Regions from separate parts of the Homo sapiens genome. Here region 1 is linked to region 2. The links are chromatin loops, found by intact Hi-C in ENCODE. Cell type or tissue: Caco-2. All regions are shown on one strand. Links, peaks and the distances in the headings refer to the core of each region. The heading gives the core; the rest is flanking DNA.

Region 1 (2,921 bases), core at 193-2,692, 61 kb after region 2:
CAAAGTAAACGCTGCACTTTGCAGATTGGTCCCTCCAGCTTTTGGGAATTGTAGGACCTGTAGTGCAGTGTCTCTGAGGCACGTGGAGCCCTCTGGATGTTTCACCCGGGCCCAATCTACCTTGTGTAAAGGCCCTCCTGTTCGACTGGAGACATTTCCCAGGACCTTCCTAAAAACATTCAAAATCTGGTGGTGAAAGTCCTTGTGTAAAATTTTGACGCTAGGTGTCCTCCATCCCTTGCTCCTGTTAGATATAGTGATTCCCAAGTTTCTCTTCAAAGAATACTTGGGGGAAGGGGGTTCTTGTTGAATTATTTCAGTATGTTCAGCCCTCTTATTCTTTGATTCTCCATTTTAAAGTTTAACGTCCTGGTTCTGTTTGCCCCCTTGCTTCTAGTTTCAGTAAACCTTTTCCACCAGTTTTAATCAGTAGTTCACATCTGTTCCCCTGGTCACCTGCTCTGTCCTGACTCATCCCAGTCACCTGCTTTGACCTGAGTCACCTCTGGTCACCTGCTGTAACCTAAGTCACCTTTAGTTACTTGTTCCTAACTGTCCTTCCCACCAAGCCACTCACCCTGCCACTCTGGCTCATACCCCTGCTCTCTTTAAAAGAGCCAACTGGAATTAGCTGAGACTGTGCAGTCCAACCCTAGCCAATAGGGGAACAACACAGAGGTAGGGACCACCTGCATCAGGAATAAGAACCCCTTCCCCTCCCTTGTTCAAGTGTGCTCTCACCATTACTGTATTTACAAGTCAAACGCTTCTATAGAAGTAAAAATTGCCTTGCTGAGGAAATTAAATTTATGTTCGAGTGCTATTTCTTTGTGGCACCGAGGAACAAGCATTTCTAACATTCCCAACCTCCTGAGTCAACACCATTTCTTGATGTGATTTATGCCAAACACTTAAGACACTGCTGTATTTTGGATGGATCAAGCCTACTTAATCTTTAATCCTAAAGTAGAAAGAAGCAACTGGGGGCCTTCGGTATAGAAAGTGGGGTCAGGCGGCCAACAAAGGGAATATGAATGTATATCCAAGTCACTGAGATACTTTTATGCAGGTGCAAGAAATTTATGTCAAAGTGGCCACAAGACTGTTTAATAGGAGACAGACAAATGTAACTCCATGTTTACTGCTAGAAACCAAAGTTTTGTGTGAAATCTTGAATTTATGGGGAGGGAGAGAGGGTAGCCTGTAACCTGCCTGTTCTTTTTCTGATCCCTCCCCCCCAGTCCTGAACTGCAGGAGATGGAGCCCCTCTGGGCTTCGGTGACCCCATCACTGGGGTGTGTTTATTTGATGGTTGATTTTGCTGTGCTGGACACTCCCTTTCCCATTTTCTAACCATCTTGTAACACATGCTGACTCTTTTCCCTTCCCTTCTCTTTTCCCTAGGAAAATCAATGAATCAGTAAAGACTTATCGGTACTGGAAAAGAAAAAAAAAAGTCCTCTGTATGTCACGGTGCTTTGTTATTCTCTCAAACTCCAGTGGACATTAATAACATCCCTCTGGATGTGGTTGCTCTGAAAGTGCCAGCTCTTAGCATTTTGTCACACTTAGCCAATTGTTAAGGTATCATTAACAGGGACACAGACAGAGATGACAGGTGTAAACAGTTTATAATTTACAAAGTGCAGGATCAGGTTTCTCCACCCCCTCTGCCAAGAGATCACAAACACATCTTAACTTGGCCCTGTGTAGGCATGGCAGAAATTCTTACAGGACTGTTTGAAAATAAATCCTATCACACATCTATTTGGTAAAGTTTTGGCCTTTTGATCTTTTACTGTTAATTCAAACTATGCAAAGCTTTGAGTTAATTGCTAAGTCAACATTTCAAAATGCTCTGTACAACTAAATACACACATGTGCCCTGGAACCCTCTGAATGGGCTTTCTACTCTATGTCATAGATTTCCTTCTTTGTTTTTCCTTTTTTTTTTTTTTTCCACTAGTCGTGCATTGGAGATGGCAGGTTTGAAATGCCTAACAGTTGAAGAGACTCGACACTGCTGCTCTGTGCACAGATGTGGGATTTCTTACACCTTTTTAGTCAGACCTACTTAGCTGCCTTTTGCATTTTTCAATGCTGACATGTTTCAGTAAAACTTTGACTAACTAGAATACTTGGGGGAAGGGGGTTCTGGTTGAATGATTTCCTGGTTAAACTAAAAGTTATTTAGAAAGCCCTTTTTATTGAAAATCTTTCCAAAGTATATCAGCATACTTTTCTCTGGAGCGAGGCGGCACTGTCAGAGAAAAATTGTACAGTATGTAGCTGTTTGGAAGGACTGTGAAACAAATTTAGCAAAGCTGCTAACTGCTTATCACTCCTTTCTCTAGCTGGAAAGCAGCACCTCTCAGTATCCTGAGGTAGCTAAACCCTACTACTCTCTTCAAAATTTATTTTGCCCTTTAAGCAGAAGCCTGGATCTTTATCAGGGGACAAACAAAGGTCCTGGGGCCAGCAGCCCTCACCTTTCATCCCTCACACCTCCAGGCTTCACTCCCTCCAGTCTCCACTTAGGTCCATGGCTGCCTCTCCTTCACCTATGCTGGGAATTCATTCTCTCCAGCCTCCACAAGGCAGCCATCTCTATGCCCTTTCTCTGGTAGTTTCATTCTCTCCCAATTCACTGATACTCCCTAAATATGCCTGTCTCCCTATTCCAAACGAACCTTTCTCTCCACCTTTTCTTCCCTTGAGGGAAAAGTCCTTTCCTTCATTGCCAAACACCTTCCAAGGGTGGGCACAACCTACATTTACTTCCTAACCTCTTATTCATTCTAAAACTATCTTTTTCTTCCTTCTGTAACTTCACCAAAACTACTTTCAAAAAGGCAATCAGACTATCTACTGGATCCTATGGCTTTATCTCAGCAAGCCTTATTGATTCTTCCTAAATTTAA
Region 2 (2,921 bases), core at 197-2,696:
GATCCCTTTTCCTGGGTTGGGCAGTTCTGGTTTTGTAGTTGGCTCTATGAGCCTACACTCAGCCACAGAGTGCAGGACATGCAGAGGATACAGCTAGAAACAGTGTGCATGCACTTTTTACTTTGGAATTGGCTTTCTTGTCTATATCCATGCTCATACAATTAGCAATTTGTTTCTTCTTTCGATGCTACAAATACAGTGCCCAGTACAGTGCCTAGGACACAGTAGTTGCTCAACAAGTATTTGCCGAATGAATTAGTGAAATCTATTCTGGGTTTATTAACTCCAAAATTAACATCCCTTGCAATGGTTTATTTTAAAAAGTTGCCAATATTTTTGTAAGTACTGTCTGAACCAGCTCTCATTTTGATGGTCAATTAATCATCTAACTGCTTCACACTGAATAGATTTAGCCTGAAATGGATAGGATCATTAGCTGAAAGAAAAATTCCACCTCTTCTTTAGTTGCCTCAAGACCTGAAAATGAATGAGCATCATCCCTTAAAGTGTTAACACGGAAGCATTAATAAGTAAGTACCTTTCCTTTTGTAAAGGAAATAAGAGAGAACATAGCTTAGGTAGTGATTTTTGTTCATAAGAGTATCTCATAGTTTAATTATTCTGTCTATTTAAGAAATTACCTGGGAGTTAAAATTGGTCTTGGTATGATTGATGAATGCTGGGGAGGTTGCTGGTTCAATTCGTTTCAAGATCTTAATTTCTCAAAATCTGATGAAGACTATTCAATTATAGGAAATGATCGCAAAGTATCATATTGGAAAAAAGCAGATGCTAAGTGCGGTTTTTTCCTCAAGGCAGTCTCAACTAGGTGACATTTGCCTTCTGAGCAATTTTTCTTCTAGTCTTTGGTGTTCAATATTCTGGTTTCAATCATAGATGAGGGAACATTAAAGTTGGATGAATTCTGTGGGCTTATCTACTCCACACTGCCTTACTTCACAAGGAGGCCAGTCAGGAGAAACCAAGCACTGTTTTCCATACCTACACAGCTCCAATGTATAAGCCAGTCTTTAAGATATTCAAAAAGGCTATTTATGTATGCTAATTTGACACAGGGAGTGAGAGTTTACAAAGAGCTATTAAACACATTTGTAGCCATCAGGAACTATTTCTTTGGATCATAAACCTGCATTGCTTTCTTTTCCTTCCCCTTTGTTTCTTTTCTTTTCCCTTTTTTAAAATTTATTTTTCTCCCTCCCTTATTTACCTATTTCTGTACTTAAAGACTGTCCTGGATCTGTTGCTTGATTATATATCTTAAACACACAAACTATAAAATGGCTGTGTATACATGAAACTCACAGCTTGCATTATAATGCAGAGGCTTAAATTTGCCATCACATGGATGTTTTTCATATCATACTTTAAAAAAACACATGGATAGTTTACCCTAATAAATATTTGGGGGTACCTTGAGAAATGTAAATGGAACAGCTCCATTTCAACTTCTCATATAAAGAGTTCAGAATATTCTGTTTATGGGCTTAGTAGCTTTGTTTAATATAGTGATTGTGTATTTCAGACCAAGAACAATGAGATAAATCCTGTTTGCACATCATTTCCACTGCGTCACTCTTCCTTGTCTACATTCTGAAGAAATCGCACTGAAAACATATCTAAATATTCATACTCTTTTTGAGCTTAAATTTCAGTGGCCAATTTCATACTATATTGGAAAGTTTTGTCTAATAAGAGCCTGACCTGTGTATCCTGTATAGATTTTCGCCAGCAGAGGGTATTGTCCTGAGTGCCAGCATTTTGGGGGATGGTGAACTGTATCAGCTGAGGAGCTATAGTCTATCAGTTAGGAGCATTATTCCTTTGTCTTGGATATACTTATGTTCAAAAGCAATTTCTTCTCCCTCAAGAACTCATTAAATGTATTCACCAAATTCCCTAAGGTTGGCATATTTCATGTTATCTGGATTAAAAATTTAGGACTCAGTCTCCCACATCAATTGTCTCACATAGGCAGAGTAATTTTTGAAGGACGGTGAAATTAATAAATAATTTTAGTGAATTGGGGCCCTAAAGTAACAAAGAATCTGGTCCATGATGTTTAGGAATGAAAACTATAAACTACTGCTGGATGAATGACTTCACGAATTTAAAAAAAAAAAAAAAATCCGTAAACTGACCATACACTGTGTTGTAAGACATTTCATTATCTGGTAGAGGAGTTGAAATGTCTATAAAAAAATGATGAGGATAAAAAATTAATTAAAAAGAAACTTAAGATTTGAACATACTCAAGAGGATTAATGAAATAGACATTCTCAGATAGGTTTCCACCAGTATGGAATTATGAGAGTAATATCTTCCTTACCATTCAGTGCCACAAAGGAATCTGAAAGACAAAAGGGAGGAGAAGGTTACTTAATGTTTTACGCTCTGCTTGGGGCGACTTACATAAGTGGGAATGAGCTAACACAGAACTATGCCAGCGTATGGTCCCCGATACTAAGTAAGTGCTTTTTAATTTCTGCGTGTAATGTAAGATGCCTTCTACTCAGTCCGATTTCTCACCTCCATATCTCTTCCACCAAGTGAATTTCCTCCAAGTCACTGCCTTTGCCAAGAGGCAGAGAAAATGCAAGAGTTGGCAGACGAAATGGTAACTGCAATTATAGGTGACTTCGAGAGTTTAAACCCTTCTTTATACAGAGGGACATGCATATGCATAAGTGATACCTGGACCACACTTACAAAGAAAACACTTATTCTTTACATTCTCTTTTTACTTCATCCTCACAACCATGCTGTGAGAAACTGTCCAGTGTTACAGTGTTCTGAAATCATCAGGGGTTTTAGTTTGGAAGTTAAAACAAAAAACAAACCCTTACACATATTAGGCAACATATCTGGGTGTGTGCTGTGTGTTGGGGTCAGATCTCTGGTTC

The links. Hi-C counts contacts between places; a loop is a spot of excess contacts. Peaks named below come from ENCODE experiments on the same cell type or tissue, not always from the same donor. Only the 100,000 strongest peaks of a DNase experiment are listed, where the experiment ranks them.
Region 1: a loop joins it to region 2, with 2.1 times the contacts of the local background. A loop is called at or near these places in 2 of 110 quality-filtered maps.

What each region holds. Positions count from the first base shown.
Region 1 is chr5:116,531,314-116,534,234 of GRCh38, forward strand. All of the region lies in intron 1 of SEMA6A (semaphorin 6A), which reads right to left. Among named protein-coding and RNA genes, the nearest start is that of SEMA6A-AS2, 42 kb to the right of the region's middle. In Caco-2, for the core only: no CTCF peak of the experiment used is centred there; DNase peaks (open chromatin) are centred at 498 and 1,708.
Region 2 is chr5:116,470,726-116,473,646 of GRCh38, forward strand. SEMA6A (semaphorin 6A) reads right to left here. Exons shown (of 19, transcript NM_020796.5): 17 at 2,348-2,368. SEMA6A-AS1 (SEMA6A antisense RNA 1) reads left to right here. Exons shown (of 3, transcript NR_109879.1): 3 at 466-948. Among named protein-coding and RNA genes, the nearest start is that of SEMA6A-AS1, 25 kb to the left of the region's middle. In Caco-2, for the core only: a CTCF peak has its summit at 1,685; no DNase peak of the experiment used is centred there.